Linked DNA regions of Homo sapiens: region 1 is linked to region 2. Evidence: chromatin loops called from intact Hi-C (ENCODE). Cell type or tissue: MCF 10A. All regions are shown on one strand. Each heading gives the region's core, and the rest is flanking DNA. Links, peaks and the distances in the headings are about the cores only.

What was found. Hi-C counts contacts between places; a loop is a spot of excess contacts. Peaks named below come from ENCODE experiments on the same cell type or tissue, not always from the same donor. Only the 100,000 strongest peaks of a DNase experiment are listed, where the experiment ranks them.
Region 1: it touches region 2 in a loop (6-fold over the local background); 3 of 110 quality-filtered maps call a loop at or near these places.

What each region holds. Positions count from the first base shown.
Region 1 is chr7:84,609,821-84,620,160 of GRCh38, reverse strand. No RefSeq gene overlaps it. Among named protein-coding and RNA genes, the nearest start is that of LINC03017, 83 kb to the right of the region's middle. In MCF 10A, for the core only: a CTCF peak has its summit at 5,160; no DNase peak of the experiment used is centred there.
Region 2 is chr7:83,970,063-83,980,402 of GRCh38, reverse strand. SEMA3A (semaphorin 3A) reads left to right here. Exons shown (of 17, transcript NM_006080.3): 15 at 3,207-3,271. Among named protein-coding and RNA genes, the nearest start is that of SEMA3A, 220 kb to the left of the region's middle. In MCF 10A, for the core only: CTCF peaks have their summits at 3,774 and 3,981 (motif pointing left); no DNase peak of the experiment used is centred there.

The DNA.
Region 1 (10,340 bases), core at 1,050-9,049, 640 kb before region 2:
TGTATTAGAAAAAATAAACAGCTTAAGCAAGATTATGTGATACAAGATTGATATATCTAAAATGAATTGCATTTTAATATATAAGCAATGAACAACCCAAAAATAAAATCAAGAAGAAAATTTTATTCACATTGTTATGAAAAAGAATGAAATACTTAGGCTTGGTACTGTGCCTCAGACTTATAGCCCCAGAGGTTTGGGAGGCCGAGGTGGAAGGATGACTTGAGGCCAGGAGTTCAAAACCAGCCTGAGCAACATAGAAAGATCCCATCGCCACAACAAGAGTAAAAAAAAAAAAAAAAAAAAAAAAAAAAAAAATAGGAAGAGGAAGAAGAAGAAAGAGGAGGAGGAGAAGGAAAAGGAGAAGAAAAGAAAAACAATGAAAAATTTAAAAAATTGATAAAAAAAATAGCTGGGTGTGGTGGCATGTCCCTGTATTCTTAGCTACTCAGGAGGTTGTGAGGTTGTGGTGGGAAGATTGTTTGGGCCCAGAACTTCAAGGTTATAGTGAGATATGATTGCTCCACTGCACTCCAGCCTGGGCAACAGAGTGAGACTCTGTCTCTAAAGAAAATATAAATAAAATAAAATAAAATATCATATTCAGAAATAAATTTAACAAAAGAAGTCCAAGAATAGTACACTGAAATTTATAAAACATTGTTGAAAGACATTAAAAGTGAGCCAAATAAGTGGAAATATATTCTCTGTTCATGAATTGGAAAACTTAATATTGCTAAGATGATAATTCTTCCCAGAGTAATTAATAGATTTGATATAAATCTTAACAAAGTTCCAGCAGTTTTTTTTTTTTTTGGCAGAAACTGATGTTGATTCTAAATTGTAGAAAATCTAAAAGACCTAAAATCGCCAAAACAAGTTTGAAAAAGAACAAAGTCAAAGTACTTTCATTTTCCAATTTCAAAACTTATTAAAAGTTATATTTATCAGATCTGTGTGGTATTGGCATAAGAATAAACAGGTAGATTAATAGACTAAAACTAAGAGTTCAGAAATAAATTCTAACATTTATGGTCAATTGTTTTTCAAAAAAGGTACCAAAGCAATTCACAAAAAAAGATTAACTTAGAACCTTGCCTCATACCACACACAAAAAGTAGACTGTAAATATTTCATAAAGCTACATCTTAGAATGAAAAAGATAAACTTTTTTAGATGACAACAGGAAAAAATCTTGGAGACTTTGAATTAGGCAAATATTTGAATAGGCAGCGCACCAAAGAGAATACACACACACTGATACAGACACACACATACAGATATTTAATGCACGTGTGTATACGTATATGTACGTATGTGTGGGTATATTTATGTGTAAGAATGTAAGATGTTCAACATCATTAGTCATTAGGGAAGTGCAAATTAAAATCACAATAAGAAAACACTTACATCCACTATGTTAGCTATAATAAAGACAGATAATAGCAAATGTTGAGGATCAGAGAAACAGGAAACCTCCTATAATGCTGATATGCAAGTAAAATTGTACAGCCACTTTGCAAAGCAGTTGGCAGTTTATTAAAAGTTAAATGTAAATATACTATAAAACCTATTATATTCTGTTATTATGTATCTAAAACGTATTTTTAGTGGAATCTAGAAGAACAGGTAAAATTAAAATATGTGAAAAATGTGAGGAAAGTATATCCAGTGGGGAGAAGTATGTGAAAAGATAGATAAATTTAGAGGAAACATTATTATGGCTATACCCTGTGAATGAAAAACTGAAGGAAAGAGACATAAAGGTGGATAGTAAGGTGGATGTCCACACAAAAGATCTGTGCATAAGTTATTCGTGGAAGTATTATTCAAATAGCCAAAATTAGAAACAAACTAAATGCTTATCAACTGATGAAGAAATAGACAAAGTGTTATATATCCATACAACAGAATACTAGTCAGCATTAAAAATGAACAAGCTACTGATAAATGTTACAATATCAATGAAACTCAAAAATATTATGGTAAGTAAAATAAGTCTGTCACAAGAGACCACATAATGTATAATTTCATTCATAATTCAATAAATTTACTGAAAATTTATTGAGTTGTATAATTTAAATTATAATATGTAAAATATATCTCAAAGTTGAAAAGAAATCAACAGAAGTCATTTCATTAAACACTCAACTCTAGGTTGGACCACACAGCAAATTAAGGCTGACAAATAGTGGAAAGTTTACTAGACTGCCTGTCACAAAGTAAGATTCCAGGTTCTAGCTTCTTGTTGCCAATAAAAATGTTGTGTTTGCAAGTTCCTTAACATTTCTAAACCTCAGAAGCTTCATCAGTTACAAGAGGAAGTTGGAATACGTGATTCCTAAAATCTCTAATTAGCCGTAAAATTCCATCAGTCTACTCATTTCTTAAAAATTATAGGAGACATTCATAAAATCATAGAATGGAGTGTTAGAATCTGAAGTAATATTACCACACCTTTGCCAATTTTATCAGTTTTGTAATTTTAGAAATACTTAAAAGAGTAATTTTTACTTAATTGGGCCAATTACATTTCATCGAGTATCCCCTCTATATAAACTCAGATGCTATGGAGACAGGAAAAAATGCATAATTCCACTTCAAAAAATCTTAAATTCTTAAAATATGTAGAAGTCACAAATGGATTCTATAACTCACAGATAAATGTAAAAAGCACTGACTCATAAGAGATGCAAATAAAACTCTAGAGGATTTCAACGTCAGGAGAGATTGCTTATGACAGGAAGACAATAAAAGCCTACATTTTATGGAAAAATATATTTTTAGTGGAAGCTAGAAGAACAGGTGAGATTAAAATATGTGAAAATGTAAGGAAAGTATATCCAGGGGGGAAAGATAGGAAGGTTTAGAGAAAATATTATTATGGTTGTACCCTATGAATGAAAAAGTGAAGTAAAGAGACAAAAAGGTGGAGAGTGAGTTTGAGCCAGATTGTGGAGGATGTTGAATGTCAGGCAGCCTCTCACTGATTGTTGATGAGGAATTGCCACCAACTTTTGAGCAGCAGCACAAGTGTATCAGAGGTTTGCTCTAAGAAAATTAATCTGGCCAGCCGGGTGGCTCACACCTGTAATCCCCGCTCTTTGGGAGGTTGAGGAGGTGGATCACCTGAGGTCTGGGGTTCGAGACCAGCCTGGCCAACATGGTGAATCCCCGTCTCTACTAAAGTTAGCTGGGCGTGGTGGCAGGTGCCTATAATTCCAGGTACTCAGGAGGCTGAGGGAGAAGAATCGCTTGAACCCGGGAGGTGGAGGTTGCAGTGAGCTGAAATCATGCCATTACACTCCAGCCTGGGCAAAAGAGCGACAGAGAGAGAGACTCTGTCTCAAAAAAAAAAAAAAAAAAAAAAAAAAATTAAAGTAAATTAAATTTAAAAAGGGGAAATTGGAAGTTGTGAGACTGGTTGGAATGCAAGATAATAAAGAAGTGATTATGATTAATTATAGTGAGAACAAAGAGTTTGAAATGCATGTAATTAATACAGAGGTAGAAATAATAGGCCAATATATGACCAAAATAGAATGGGTAATAATGGACAATGTTTTAAATTCTTAACATGCCGTCTCATTAAATTCTCGAAATCGTCCAATTAGACAAAAAATTATTGCCCCCATTTTATAGATTAGAAAACAGCACAAAAGATAATCCAAGTTTCTAAATATCCGTGGATGAGTTGGATTCAACTCTAGCAGGTGCAACACATTCCATTCGGATACAGGCCTCTTCACAGGTTCTGACTTAAGTCGTGGTAGCTGAAAATATTGTGGTTTCAATGGGTACACATTATGAGAGAAGACAATTTGGGAAGCAATAAAAAGTTCGGTTATGATAATATGTTTTGTTTTCCTTTACTATGTGTATGTATATGTCTGTGTGTGTGTGTGTGTGTGTCTGTTTTGAAAGTCTATAGTTCATAAATAATATTGGAAAAACCAAAACAATAGAGAATCTATGAATTTTTAAGTGAAAATCCCTATTGAAATTCTTGCATTATAATCTCACTAAGTCACTTAGTTCATGATTATGATCTTCTTTACAACAGAACTTTATAATAAGCAATTATATCCTCCTATAAAGGAGCAATATATCTTCTGTTACTTTCAAATTTCCTATACTGTTAACATTAAAATAATACAAAATAATAATGTAGAAGGTTTTTAAATTTATTTTTTAATAAAGGTAAAATAGGTAAAGAATTATATTTATAAACTGTGTATACTTGTAAATATAATACCTAACTAAAAAATGTAGATATTATTAAAAATCTTAACGTTGGTCCTTGCATTGAGGTTATGATTATATTAAATATTTTTCCTTTCTGTTTGGAGCTTTCTTGGATTTTCTAAGGGTTTGACATGCATTACTTCAGTCTTTTTTTTTTTTTTTGGTAAACAGAATTAAAATAAGAACTTTAATTATTATATCAAGTTCAGGTTCTGATTAAGTTCTGAACTGCTTCCTGAGTTACTTTTTTTTTCAACGAGCATTGAAACTTGTGATCTCCAAGAGTTATGCCTCTTTCCTTCCTTCCTCCTTGTGATTTCCCATGTTATAGAACTGATGTTTGCCTTAATCACATTTTGTTAACTATTGTGTACTTTACTGTGACAAGGAGTGATTGTTGTCTATCTAATATTTAGTTTATCCTTCTTCCTTGAAAACAGGACTTCAGTTTGATTGGGAGTGGCACACCACACAGTGAAAAATAAACAAAACAAAACAATAACAACAACAATAACAACAAAAACTCTGCATCTTGATCTTCCTTAAAGATTAAGTGCATGTGTGACACAGTTCAGTTGTCATGTGCACAAAGATTACTCAGTGTCATGTGCACATACCATGTGCTATGTGGGAGTAGGTGGTAGAAACTTACCAAGTAAGAGTCTTAAAGATGCCCTGAAGTATGCCTTTGTATTTCCTCCTTATTTCTACATGAAACAGACATGTTGACTGGAGATGCAGTATACATCTTAAAAATTAGTATTAGAAATGAATGCCTCTACTTTTATTATGCATTCTGATTAATTTAATATTACTTATAGAGGTCTTATTTCTATTAGGCCATAATAATCTGCCTCCTGTTGATACATCAGAATAAATTAAGCACAAAATATGCCCCCATGTGGCAGAATGGATTGAACACTTAGATGAAGTTCCTATTCTTTCCATTAAACAGTGACAGAGTGACAACAAATATTTCTTTTGGCCATAATTGATAATTGATGTTGAGTGAGAATTTATTTTCAATGAGAATTAAGCATCTGTTTTGTTCCTTTACAGGACATTTTTTCTCAGAATGATAACTCCATGTAATTATCAGAGAGAATAAAAATAATAGTGTAATAATAATAAACAATATAATAATAATTAAGACTTATTGAACTTGGTATGCATGAACTTTATACAGGAACATGAAGTACATGATATTTAATTCTCACAATTATTACCAAGTAGTCATCTCTATTTCCACATTTCATGAAGAAACAGAGACAAAAATAGGCTATTTAACTTGCTGAAGATCACATAGCTAGGTAATGGCAAAGTCATAACTTAAGCATTCTTCTGTTTGACTTCAAAGAGTCATGAAAGCAACGAATCCCTACACTGTTTTTGTTTTTGTTTTACCATGTTTTTATTTCCTTTGGCCAGGAGATATCTCCTACTTTATCTAAAGTGATGCCTACTTATGTGCATATAATGTACAAAGAGTTTAGCAACAAAATTCTAACTTTGACTTATTCCCATAACACTTTGAAGGGATCAGTCATTACTGCTTTAGGTCTAGCTGAGCATTAGTACAGAGAGAATATGTTTTTGTCTTCCTTTCAGTAAGATTTGCACAATGATAGTATTTATGACCTAAATAAGCACAGAATTCTATTTATCGTTAGAATTCTACATATGTAAAATAAAATCGCCAGCAATATATCACTGAAACTATTTTTGAACTGCGATCTTTTATTGATTTCTGAAATTTACCGGTAGCTAGTTGTTCATTCTGTCATTATCTTTTCATAGACTTTCTTATCAATAGTTAAAGAAAATAAAGGCTGGATTAGCAATAAACACTGTAAATCCTCTCAGCAGACATACATTCCATAAAAATTAGATAATAAAGCAGGAATAAAGAAAAGTATATACAGTTTATTTGGGGATAACTATATGATTATCTTTCTAATCGGTGTCTGATTTGCATTAGTTCCACCTTGATTGGTTATTAGACACTAGGCGTATTATGACTTACTTGCCTGAACTTCAGAGAAAACAGAAAATTCTGATGTAATCAATAATAATGAAATTAAGTTTCTTAAACATACAATGCAACTACAGAAAACATATGCCATTACAGCTGCAACAATAAAAAATCAAATAAAATTATGAAACTTGCTGAATTGTATTTGTACAGTTTTAGCACTTTTTTTGCTACCTAAATTTAATACTAAGAAGTTGCTTTTCATAAGTGCTGTTTTGGAAGAATTTCATGGTCAGCAGTCTAGTGTTCCACATCTGTTAGAAAAGCCTACCCAGGGAGTTGCTTTAGCACTAGACACATGATTAGGCACTGATAGATGCATGGCATTTAGTAATACCATTAAAATATTCTACACTGTACAATGGCAACAGATGTCTTACGTTCTAACAACTAATCAAAAAGTAAATCAACCAACATAAAAAACACATCTGGAATCCTAGAGATGGAAGAATTTAGTCATATATCATTTCGTGTTATATCAAATTTGTGTTAATTTGTAAAATGCTGTGCTGGATGTTTTTATGTAAATGAAGTAAAATATACATTTTACTCTTTGATCTCCAAAGTCATTTACTACAGAAACTCCTTTGTCAGGTTCTGAAGTGCTTCTTCCAGGGCCTGAGATAACTCAAGCTTTCTGAAATAATTCTCCTTATTAAAGCAATATGTTCAAAGTGAGCAATGCAAGTCCGCAGGGAACACTGCTGAGCAAGTAATGGTCTGATGGTGAGTTGATGGACTGTAATAATGGTCCCAGCCAATCCGGAAGGAGAACTGACAGCAGTTCAATTTGTAATGTATTTCATATGTAGAACGTATTCAGAAAAGAGTCCTAAATATTATTATTTTACATCAGTCAATTAAACTATGCAAATCATGGTATTACAGCTTTGAATTAAACTTCAGCCATCAGCCTCGAATCATTGGGAATGTTCCTATCTACATATGAATTATAATCATAAGGAAAGATAGATTTACATAGAATACATTTTCAGTTTGTCTTTACTTACAATATTAATTTAATTTGACTTTCCAGAAATGTATTTCTTGGGAAGAGGGAGTCTTTAGTATGTTTTTAAATACTAAAAAAGTGTTAAGTATTTATAAGTATTTAAAGTCTTTCCAAATGTCCTGCAATTTCTTTATAACACCATTGGGAATGAGTAAAATACTATATTTTAATAAAATCATAACTAAATTATTCTAAGTGTATGATTATAATAACACAATACAGATTTAGAAAAGCTTGCAGTCGTAATGAACTCTAGTATTTAAACTGACTTATTTTTTCATCTACTTGTCAATTCTACCTGAAAATATTGTTCAGGCATATCTGTTTATCCATTGTGAATAAAAGAGTAAATAAAGATGAGTGTTATTGCTCTATGTGATTTTCTTTTGTAAATACAATGAATATTTATTCAAGCATCTTAAATTGCTTATCTGGTGATATAATTCACTAACAGAACAAAAATGAGGAGAAAATTATAGTTATTATCAAACAATTTGCAAGTTATTTTTAATCCTGGGCATTCTTACGTGCACTTTAAACTTTGAACTCAAATTTAACCCTGAATTGTTGCTGTGATTTTTATCTTTTAAATTTAAATGCAGCATAAAAGAACTTTCAGGATATCCCTAATAAAACATACCAGAAAGCTCTTATGTTCTTTGTGATGTTCAGAATTTCTCTTCATAGTGTTATTTAACTTTACTTAGACAGGAAAGGTAGATAATTAGCCCTTCCCCGTTAGCATGCCATTTTCAGTTTTTCTATTTTATTCCACTTCTCTCCTCTGGAACATCTAGCCACAAGAGTACTAGAAGTACCACAAAATGCTCTGTAGCATCAAGTTTTAAATGTGCTGAAACATAAGTATTAACAAACTGACATTGTTTGAAATACAAAAATTAACTTATAAAGTCAATTTCCATGAAATTCTTATATTGAATAAAAGCTTTAATTTTTCCTAAATAATAAACAATTAAATTTTGTCTAAATACAGTTTACATAAGAGAAAGAAATAATGCACTTTCAGTGGATATATATACAACTAGTATTCTAAATGGTCATCTTTTGGGGAGCATATTTTTAGAAGAAAAAAAAGAAAGCAAGAAACTGAGATAATCTCTATTAGGCACGGGAACTTTATAGTCTTTGTACAATCATAGAGACCTTAATGATCCCTTGATACTATTAATCCCTCTTATAATTTTCATAAGCTTGTCAAGTCCTGCACTTTGCCTCTTTTACAGAAGTGACCTTGAACCTGAATGATGCCCAGATTTTTATTTCACAGCAGTAATAAAAAGCGATGTCACAAAGGTACTTAATAAAAATGAATGTGAGATTTTACTAGAGATAGGGGACCTGCCAGATCAAAGCATAGCCATTTATGAATGTTATAAACTCTTGACAAAATGAGTGGTCATGTGATGGCATGTTTATTTCAGGAGTAGGGATGAAAAGATAATTTTTTAATTAAAAATAATAAAAACTTTCTGCCAGCAGGTGGGTAATAGTGGTGGGGGAATCTGGCTAACAGCTGGACATTATTAAATATGTATTAACTTGAGCACCTCATTGGTGATTCTTTAATAAAGTTATCTGGGTTTTTTCCCCTTTTATTGCTAGTCTGGAAGGATCATACATTTACACTCACATGGACAATAAAGATGTACATTTTAAAAACTGTATTTTTTATAATTGTTCTAATTTTTCTCATAAACCTCCCACATTTTATTAGAAATCCATAAACTTACCAATAGGAATAACTTAGTCCATCTCGGTTAAGCTTTCAGTCAATGTAAAGTTCCAGTCCCTAAGCGACTGTTTTCCCCTCCTCTCCTTCTGAAATGCATGTTTGTGAGGGGAAGAGTTCTAGTTCTCATGGCCCTGGGGAAGGTAAGGCTTGTCCATGGCTGATTCTTTGCTCATCTCTGCTATTTGTTCTCACTCTGAATGTCAAAGCTGACTGTAGACTCTTATTTTCTTTCTATTCCTGCTATAATAACAGCAATCTTCTACAAAGCAAATTATGCAACTGAGACAGTATTATTATCCCCATCATATTTGATTATTCTGAGCTTTATGTGATTGTTCCCAAGTAACTTTTTCCCTTTTTTCAAACCATGCTAGATAAATGGCATGATTTTTTGGGCATAATTTTCCTGACATGATTTTTCTTCCTGGTTAGCTCCTTCTTACCTTTCATTTCTAAACTAAAATACCATCTTAGATAAGCTCAATATCGATTTGAAAGAGACCACCTCCAGCCAATTTAATTATCATATGAGTCAGCACAATATTGTTTCAAAAGGGTGAAACTAAAAATGGTTTAAACAAACAAAAAGATGAAAAGATGAAGTTCCTAGCTCACATGGGTAAACTTCGAGAAAGCCAGAGGTCTAATTGACGACTGTCCGCAAAGACTTGAAAATCCTAACAACTCTCTTCATCTCCTGTCTGTCTGTGCTGCTCTCAGTGTTAATTTCATTCCTCTGAAAAGCTTCTCCATGAGGCAGGCAATTACTCCCTTGGTTATCCCCGAAGATGTGGTATACTTAATGAAAAATGGCAGGGAAGCACTTCAATGTGTTCACTTTGGGCCAGTCACCCGCCTTCTGGCAGGTAGGCAGTTTCCAGTGTAGGTCATACCAGATTCATATACTTTGAAAAACTTTTTCACAGAGAAGAACTAGGGGAAGGTGTTGAAATACACATCAGAAAAATTCATATTCCAAAGTAATAGTAATTGTTTCATTGTCAATTCTTTTAATAGAACATATGCATTTTTCCTAGTTTATTACAAAATCTTTGAGTCTTAACAGATTTCTACCTCAGCATAAGTACTCTTCTTAATTTTTTTAGGAAAATGTCCCAAGTTGATGTCTCTCCAAGCTTAAAACAAACATGACTTGGATGTGCTTACTCCTCCCATCTCATCACTTCAACTGTGTGGGTTCTATTCATGTTTCTGAAAACACGCCATCCTCTTTCCTGTCTGAAACCTTTTAACCACACTTTTTCCTCCTCCTGGCATGATTTTTCTTCCTGGTTAGC
Region 2 (10,340 bases), core at 891-8,890:
GATCTCCTAACCTCGTGATCCTCATGCCTTGGCCTTTGAGAGGGATTACAGGGATTACAGTCGTGTGCCACTGCGCCCAGCATATATATACATATATATCTCTTAAACATACTCTTGATAATACTTAAAAGTATTTTTTTGGACATGCTTGAATAAAAGTTGCTAAGATAACTCTTTCTTCATTTGACAAAATAGCCCTTTCAAAAACATATCCTTTACTACTCACTGAAGGATGTCTTTCTCTTTCAACATTTAGCAGGGTTTAGGAAATGAGAATGGTGGATGAAATTAACATACAGTATCTCGTTAATATGAGCCCAAAGATTAACAGCATGTATATCAACCTATTGAAATATAAAATGGAACCAGCTTTATGAAACCTCTGCATTTTAGAAGCAATATAATTTGATTTCTTTATTGTTTATTATAGCTATTTTTTTCAAAGAAGCTATGAATGTAGATTTTCATAGCTAATGAGGTATGTCCTACAACATTTGTATCAGTTTGAATATTTGGTAAAATATTTGAGCAAAGAAATGGCCCTAATGCCTACTTAAATCTCTTGATTACACACTTTAGATAACATTGACTGAGTGTAAAATCATCTACAATTTAGTCTGTTATATAAGTAGTCCAAAGGATTAAAACACAGTATCCTGTTAATAATATTAAATGTATACGCAGTATTATATCATATAAGAAATACAATTATTAAACCTTTAACATTCAGAATTGAGGTAACATGTTCGTATTACTTTTATATAACCATTCATTTTGTCGAAATTTCAAATTTAAAATAAAACTTATTGTGGAGATAATGTCTGTTCATTAAAGAAACCGTAGGTAATTTAAGGAATAGCAATATGCAGTCTTTACAGCAGTAACATTAAATTTTTTAAGATTAAAAGTTAATGCTTCTCAAAAACATTTAACTCTAGGTGGCTATTATCTTACTTTAAAATGTGGAATTCAGCCCGACACCGTGGCTCACACCTGTAATCCCAGCACTTTGGGAGGCCAAGGCAGGCGGCTCACGATGTCAAGAGTTTGAGACCAGCCTGGCCAGCATGGTGAAACCCCATCTCTACTAAAAATACAACAATTAGCCATGTGTGGTGGCGGATGCCTGTAATCCCAGCTATTTGGGAGGCTGAGGCAGAAGAATTGCTTGAACCCAGGAGGCAGAGGTTTTACTGAGCTGAGATTGCATCGCTGCACTCCAGCCTGGGTGACAAAGCAAGACTCTGTCTCGAAAAAAAAAAAAAAAAAGTGGAATTCGTGTTTGAACTAAAATGAGTATTATTTCTTCTTCATGTGAAAGTTTATAATATTACCTAATTTAGTAATAATCTATTTGAATTTTAAGCTCTTCTTAATAAGGAAAGAGATAAAAAGAAAATCAACACATCTATAAGTTAAAACCTATATGTTATTACATATTTGAAAAGTATTTATTGTATACCTACAATTCAAGATTGAAGGAATTTTCATTAGCACATTTTTGTTATGCCTTACAGATTTTACTTAATCCAATTTCATGAGTGACACGCTGTCTTTAAAAAGGATGTTTAGAAGCCTCATGATTTATATATTCTTTGTGATGGCATTTTTCAAAATCTTAAATGGCAGTGAAAAATGCCTTCCCAAATGCTTTGTAGTTCGTGTTTCACAAGTTCTCTTGTTGGCTCAATTTTGAAATGTGCAACATCTGTTTGATAGTTTCACTAATTCTACAAATAGAAATCTATAAATACTTTAGACTTCTAAATTTATGAATACAGTAACAAATTCCATATTTGCAATTCTCAACGGCCTTTGTGAGAGTTCTTTTTAGGGATGGTAACTAATTTTGCAGCAAGACAATACCCATTAAAATAGCAGCAGCAAACACTTGGGCAAGTGTCCCCCAATCTTTTCCAGTCTGTTACACATAGCCAGTCTCCATTTTTAGCCTCTTCCTGGAACTTCACATCTTTGTTGCACCGCAGTGACTACAGCCTACCTCCTCCTTCCCAGGCAACCATTAGCAAAATGTAGAAAAAGGATACCCACAACGTGCTGCAGCTCACATGTGATCTGGGGGTAGAATGTAGAAGAAATCGTTTGATTTTTATAAGCAAACTTTGCTTTTCTCTTAAATGTAAGTTCATTTATTCTCTCTCTCATTCCTCTGGCAAGAGGAGGCCTTGCCCTTAAGTTCAACATTTATTGTTGCTTTTATTCACTTCACAGGTAAATTGGTTTGCAATCATAGCCATATGATCATAAAATAAACTGTTTTAAAAAAGAACAGGTTGATATGGCCAGGCGCAGTGGCTCACGCTGTAATCCCAGCACTTTGGGAGGCCGAGGAGGGCGGATCACAAGGTCAGGAGATCGAGACCATCCTGGCTAACACGGTGAAATCCCGTCTCTATTAAAAATACAAAAAATTAGCTGGGCATGGTGGCGGCTGCCTGTAGTCCCAGCTACTCAGGAGGCTGAGGCAGGAGAATGGCATGAACCCGGGAGGCGGAGCTTGCAGTGAGCCGAGATCACGCCACTGCACTTCAGCCTGGGCGACAGAGCGAGATTCTGTCTCAAAAAAAAAAAAAGAAAGAAAGAAAAAAAAAAAGGATAGGTTGATACAATAACCAAGAAAAGAAATTTTAAAACTAGCTTAAAAATAGAATTTCTAGTCTTAATATTATAAAATTTAGCAAAAGTCTATTTAAATAATTATGTGTAAGCATTTAGAGAAAGAGAACATTCATGTGAATTATAATTTTCAAGCTTATTCCTTCATTAATAATCAGAAAAAAAGTTTAATTTACCCTTTATTGAAAAAAATGGATTATTATTTTAAATTTTGTGCTTTTTCCACAGAAGTTAGGCCTTGAGTTTCTAGACATTAGATTGTTACTGACTGACATCTGGTAGTGAAAAAGCCATGAATTCTCTGTTATCACTATTTTAAAGACTTTTAACATGTTGTTAGTACATTTGGATCTTGTTTCCCATTTTGATCATCTTGGAGACTGCTCTTACAGGTATAATGAACTGTTTTTTAAAAAAATCTTTTAGTTGGATGTAGATTCATCTGTTCCTGTAAGTTACTAGAGTCTATGATATATATATATATATTTTATTTCTCTTCATTCTTATGACAAATTCCTAGAAGGGAAAAATAAGGATACAATAACACCTTTTAAATGTAATTGCTTCAGACGCACAAGACGACAAGATATAAGAAATGGAGACCCACTGACTCACTGTTCAGACTTACACCATGGTAAGTCACATTTTTCATCTTTCAACCTGCTAAGACCAGGCTAAAATCATAATAATGCATATTCATGCATATGCATGCAATGTATGCATCTCTCAGAATACTTAAAGAAATGCAGCCGAAGAGAAGTAAAATCTTACAGAAAGAAAATCCTAAAGAACACAAGGCACTGAATTATGTTTTATTATCATAAATTATGTTTTATTATGATGATAAATTCAAAATTTTAGATGCTTACAAGGTTTAAAGCTCAACTTTCTTATATTAACAAAAAGAAGCCATGTTTAAGTACTTCATTTTGTATATAGTAGCAACCTGAGATGAGTAGGGAATGGAAATGTACATTAAAATATACCAAAGCAAAAACTACAGTCTTAAAATATGCCTTAAAATGATTCATTTATATGCTCATGATATAAACCTAATATATCATTATTGGGTATCCTAGTCAAGCAGAAGATAATGTGGATATCTTTACACTGAATTACTAGTAGGGTATTCCCTTACACTGGGCATTTTGTACCAAATTCATTTTTTGCTTCCTAAAATATGTCAGAGCCTATTTAATGTCAAAGTTGCTTAGTAAATGCAGAAACATCAACCAACCTTCACTTAAAATGCAGTAAAATTGTAGTGATGCCCCACTTTCCATAATTGAAACATTATGCCATATTACTATGGAAATAATAATGAGGTTATGCTTCCCTCTGCTGGGGGAACTTATCAATGACAATACTGCTAATGAACATAGTTAAAAATGGCTGAAATGTACAATGTAAACATTGTCACTTAACATAATTATTCTATTAATTTTTTTGATGCCATTTATTCTAAAAGTAGTTAATATTTATCAGTTGACTTTTCTTTGATTTACTAATTTTATGTGTGGAATATTCATGTTTATGGATTTTAATAAAACATTACCACACATAGAACCCCAGCATACATTCCAAAACTTACTTTCTAAAATTCAGATCCCCCTTTGGCATAAGCTGGATGGGCTGGTATTTGATTTACGAATGCTCACGGGATTGTTTGGGGAATCCTACTACCAGGAGACGGGTAACCATGAATAAAGCCAGTGTTTCGGAACCACTTTGATTGCAAATTTTCTCACCAGGGACTTTCCTATCTGTGATTATCTTTACTATAAATAAGAAAGAGACCACAAAACTGGAGTAAATGTTACGACTGTCCCTGCATTAGTATGGTGCATTTATTGAACACTCTCCTTAAATTTTTTCAAATAGCATATTTCAATCAAATCCTAAAATATTTGCTAATCTTTCATAATCTGTTTCATGGAAAAATATTGAATTATGATCAGCACCATTCCAGCAATGTAATATTTTGAAATATTAATTCATTACACTAAATAATCTGTTTGCCTATATGTGGAGAGTTAATGATAATTACTGGAAGTAAAAGAATCAGGAGAATGTAACTGAACCAATCAGACTTTAATCTCCATATCAAAATGAAACATTATTTTGCTTGTTGTATATTTCTAGGTTTATATCAATACAACATTATGAGTATTGTAGATAACAAATATTTGTTGAATGACTGAATGATCTAAAAATTTCAAGTTATAATCTAGATACATGTCTTATTACTTTTGTTTTTCAGTAGAGATTTGAACTAATAGCACTTTTTGATTTTTGTAAAAAATACCTTATGTCATACATTGTTATTATCAACACCATTATATTCAAAAATAAGATCTCTCTTAGGAAACATCATTATGAATTAATCAATTGACTAATATATATTGATTATATGCCATCATGTGTAGGACACTATGCTGTGTTTTGAAAATTTTTAGAGATTATATGCATATATAATCTTAATGGCATATTCATTTGTTTAGTGATCCCTTTATAGATTCAGTTAGAATTTCAAAATTATATTCATGCTAGAGTTATGAGTGTAAATATATATGGGGAAAAACTGACCAAAGGAATTTTTATGAAAAGTATGACTGTGGATACATAAATATTGTTAACCATTGAATGACTGGGGTTTGGAGAGTGTTTCAGATATTAAAGATGTGTTTTGATAAAATTAGAGTAGTTAAAGACTATTAAAATTTGGCATATAGAATGGCTTAGCCATAAGAAGTAAGAAATAAAGTGAGTGTAAATAAATTTACCTCCTGATTCTTACGTCAGATGCACACTGGAGAGAGAAGAGAAAGTGCAACTGTTCAGTGTTACAGGGTCTTTTGGGGGAGGGTTGTGGTAAACAACTCTAGATGTTTGTGATATCTGAGAGGAAAGGGTAAACTAGCCCAGCAAGCCCTCCAGCAATAAAATATTCCTTTTTGAATGCCTCTTTTCCCCTTGTCTGCTTGTTTTGATAATGACTACACATAAACCATATACACCATAAATTACACTAAATTTCAAATATTTGGAAACTAAGGTAGGCATTCCCATTTGGCCATGCTAAGTCTTACCATTAGGAATCAGTGATTATTTTGGAATAGTTGACGTCAGTATTTGAAAGTAAAATGGGCAAAAATCCGGAGCCCAGCCTTACTAAATCATGTATGTTGTCTTGCTAATATTAATTCTCACATTGAATAAAATATATGTGCTCATGTGGAAGCATAAAAATATGAGATGTTTTCACAGAAAGCTGGTAAGCAACATGAAGCCAAATTACACACTTCAGGATGATCAGTTCCAGCTGTAATGGTAAACATATTCTGTAACACTCTATAGTTTACACATCCAGAGGTTTTAATAGAGAGACTATATACAGAATAACTCAGAATTAAGGTGGAAGAAATTTCACTTTAGATGAAACATTTAACACTCACTTGGCACTCTGCTCCCTTATATGTAAAGTGGCTCGAGTGGTGAACTAGGCCAGGTGAAACAGAAAAATCCAGCTACACCTCCTCTTGATCCCAGGATACTCTCCTCTGTCGCCGGTGGCTGGTCACCTAGGGGAGATTTTAGTATCAAATCTTAATATATGTGTGCTGGCAACTCTTGTCTTCCCACTCACACCTCATACAGGAAGCTAAAGAGGAAGCTCAGGTTGTTTCCAATCTGTTCCCTTCCGTAAAATAATTGCTGTGTACAAAATTGGAGCTCATCTGACTTTGTACTCAAGAAAATGACTGACGAAGGCAATTTACCTATAAACCACTTCCCATTTTCTTTCTCACTAAGAATGGGCCATATTATGATTTACATGTCCAGAAAGGAAAAAAAAAAAAACTACACCATCAGTACTAATTTTTTTTTAACTGTACCATCATGTTAGGTTTCTGAATCTTTGAAATATTTTATATCCTATCTTCTAGTTGAATGCCATCATTGAATTTCACTTTCTAATAGTTTTGCATGCATGCATTACCTTCCTGGCACCTCACAGTAATATGTCCACAGAATCCAATCTTCTTAATTATCTCCATAACTGTCCATCTCAATTTATATCTTGGTTGGCATCAGAATCATTCCAAAATTTTATAAAATGTCTTTGACAATGCCATCTTTATGATCTGTAGAACTGTAAATTTAGTATTTTGTAGCAGTGCTATTATAGTCTGTGTCTTAGCCTCTTCCAGTGATGAATCTGAGCATTTAGCCCCAAGAGGAGTCTCAATATTTGATAGATGAGCATGATGTCAGCCCTAAAAGTAATCCCTACCTTTAATAAATTATCAAATTTCATCAAGTCTCAGATGACATAATATAAAATACACCATTCTTTTATGTACTTTTAAGAAAAAAAAAACTGCTGAAGATGGTCAGTCTACTAGATGATCCCAGCATCAAACTGGGACACCAAATGACTCAGGACTAGACTAAAGGAGAAATAAACTCTTATTCAGATGATAATAGCAAGGAAAATTGTCTGTTTCAATCATAATCATGTCTGGTTAGAAAGAGATTAAAAAATACTCCTTGAACTACAAGGTGGTATTTATGAAGATTTACTTTCCGAATTCACACGAACAGAATGGACCCAAATTTCGGACAGAGACTTTAATTTAAAGAGGTATCATATCAGTAGGATCCCACATATCTGTCAGAAGTAAGAAAGAATTTCTCCTAGAAAAAAGCAACTTCAACTCAGATCAAGAACAATTGTAAGACACATTCTGATATCAGAGATATTAAAGTATAAAGAAGTGTGCGTCTTAGAATCAAATACTTGCAGTATTAACTTCTATGATTTTTATAAACCCTTTTTGAATATTTTCACTGGAGATAGTCATCATGACACTTGTCTTCTGCTGAGGAAAAAAGTCTAATTATTCATATTATATGTGTGCAAGGCAAATGCACAGATAACATGAATAAGAAGAGGTTTGAAATAGCTTGCGTATCATTATTCTCCATTGAAGTCTTTAAGTATGTCATCAGAGATCACCTGTTCATACACCTACAATTTAACTGTTACAAACTAAGATTTTTTTAAAAGCTTGCTGCATTTTTTATTCCAAAAGTTATAAGGATCACATACCATTAAAATACAGGATGGTATTTTCATTATTGTTTATGGAAGGTTTCTGCTTCAGCAAATGGGTGTTTTCCATCTCCCATCATATCTCTTGGGGAAAAGTAAATGAAACATTAAAGTCCATGTTTCCTGATTTTTTAAAGTAAACATTCCTATGGTAATTTTGCTCTGGCATAGAGATTATTTGTGCTTTCTTTTGTAATGCATTTGCTATAAAATCATGAAAATAAAACATACCAGATGTTCAGTATAAACTAAATAAATATTACAGTAGATATCTTCATATTGGTATTGCTTTTTAAGTAAATGAGTTTCAGCCTGCCCTATACGAAGCATATTACCCATGACATCACAAGACATCAAGTACAGTGTTCAATGTAACTATTCAAGTGGCTTCAAAGTTAACTTTGAAGCCACACAGCAAATTTTATTATCATATTTCAAATTAATCATCTCTGAAAGTAAGATACTGGTGACTCTACTGCAAAAAATATTTATGAATAATAAAATTAAAATATATTGGCCCTATGACTGTTTAACCATTTGTATATATATTCATACCTATATCTATGTATATGTATGTGTATATATATGTATGTGTGTGTATATATATACATCCATACACATATATAGACACACACGTATATATGTACACACACACACACACACAGACTAGCCAATTTTAAGTTCACATCTTCAGGAATCTATGGATTCAGGAAAGATTAGAAACTACTTAAAACTGTAAAATTCTAAATGCTATATCCTGGTTAATAATTACTTCCCAGCACCAAAGACATCTTAATTTAGGGCATAAAACAAAGTAGTTTAAAATTAAAATTTTAGCCAGGTGAAAAATTACAAGTTTAAATTTTATTTAAGGTTTCATTGTATTTTTGTACTTGGCAAGCTACATCCACTAACTTCATATTTATTGGTCCTATTTCTAGTAAATGGGTTAAGCACACATGCATGTTCTTAACTACACATTCATGCATTCATTTGTTGGTACATGCACACATACATGCCTGCAAAAACACATTGAATATTTACATAGAATCTAATTGGTGAAAATGTCATACTAGACATTGGAAAGACATTGTACTAGGCATTACCTCAAAAAGTAAACAAAATCACTGTTATATACTTCAGTATATACTGTAGACTTTTATTTGCACTACAATATATGATATTATTAAATAGTTTGTTAGGTTTTTTTTTTTTTTTTGATGGAGTTTCGCTCTTATTGCCCAAGCTGGAGTGCAATAGCACAATCTCTGCAAAATGCAACCTCTGCGTCCCGGGTTCAGGCAATTCTTCTGCCTCAGCCTCCCAAGTAGCTGGGATTACAGGCATGCACTACCATGCCCAGCTAATTTTGTATTTTTCTTTTTCTAGTAGAGATGGAGTTTCATCACGTTGGTCAGGCTGGTTTTGAACTCCTGACCTCAGGTGATCCACCCTCCTCAGCCTCCCAAAGTGCTGGAGTTACAGGTGTGAAACACCACGCCTGCCTGTTAGCCATCTTAATGCTCAGGTTCAAAATATACATGAATGTTAAGAATGAATGAATTTTTTTGTTTTCATTTTATAAATTTTTAAATAGTTTATGTATTTTCAAGAGATATTGACTCATCTTTGAAATGTTTTCCAGCCACTGGAAGTTAAATTAGTCTTTTCTACTGATAGAGCATCTATTGTATTTCTGCAGAAAATCATGTAGAGTCCAATGAGAAAAATCTAAGTAATGCTGTTTATACTTTAAGTTAGGCATTGCTACAGTATTCTGTGTTACCAAGAGTTTATGGGCAACATTTCCTTTCCTCCTATTCTTGACCTTTGACACTGAGTATTATTGAGAGAAATACTAAAATTATAATAAAAACCACTGGAATTTTATTTGTCTTTATGTGGTACAGCAACTAACTGTATTTGCTAAATAACCTAAATAAATATGTAAAATAATTGGCATTCATTTACCCATCTCCTAAATTATGTTTTAGTTTTACATGTATTATTTACAAATTAAACTTACAATAAAGTAGAACATCAAAATTGATAACAAATCAAAATTGAATGAATATGGTTCACAACCTCATCCATCTCTGTCTTCTCTACATAACATCAAATTTCCTAAGATGGTTGCATTATTAACATTTCAATCTTGCGAGACATTTATGGGGTTAAAATGGAGAGTGAATAAATAGAAAGCTGAAATGTGATGCCTTCTGTTTCTGCTATATTGGAAGAGAATCAAATGCTAAATAAGGCCTTTAGCAACATGATATTTCTGGTCAAATGATGGATATCATGACTTTTTTGTTGTTACAAAAGGAAGCAATTTATTTAACTATTTTCTTTCCTCCCATTCTTTCTGGTTTATTAGCTTCATTTCATTTCCATAAATTATCCCACTAAAAGAGGAAATGATTAATTGAAGATTGCTTCCTTAAAAACATTATTTCTTGTCATTAACAGCTGCAACATATTGAAACATTGTGTTATCCAAACACACTGTGGTGCTTTTAAAATAATTTTAATGTTTTGTTGCTCTCAATTATTTTGTTCTAACCATTCAGATGGTTGAACCCGTGGG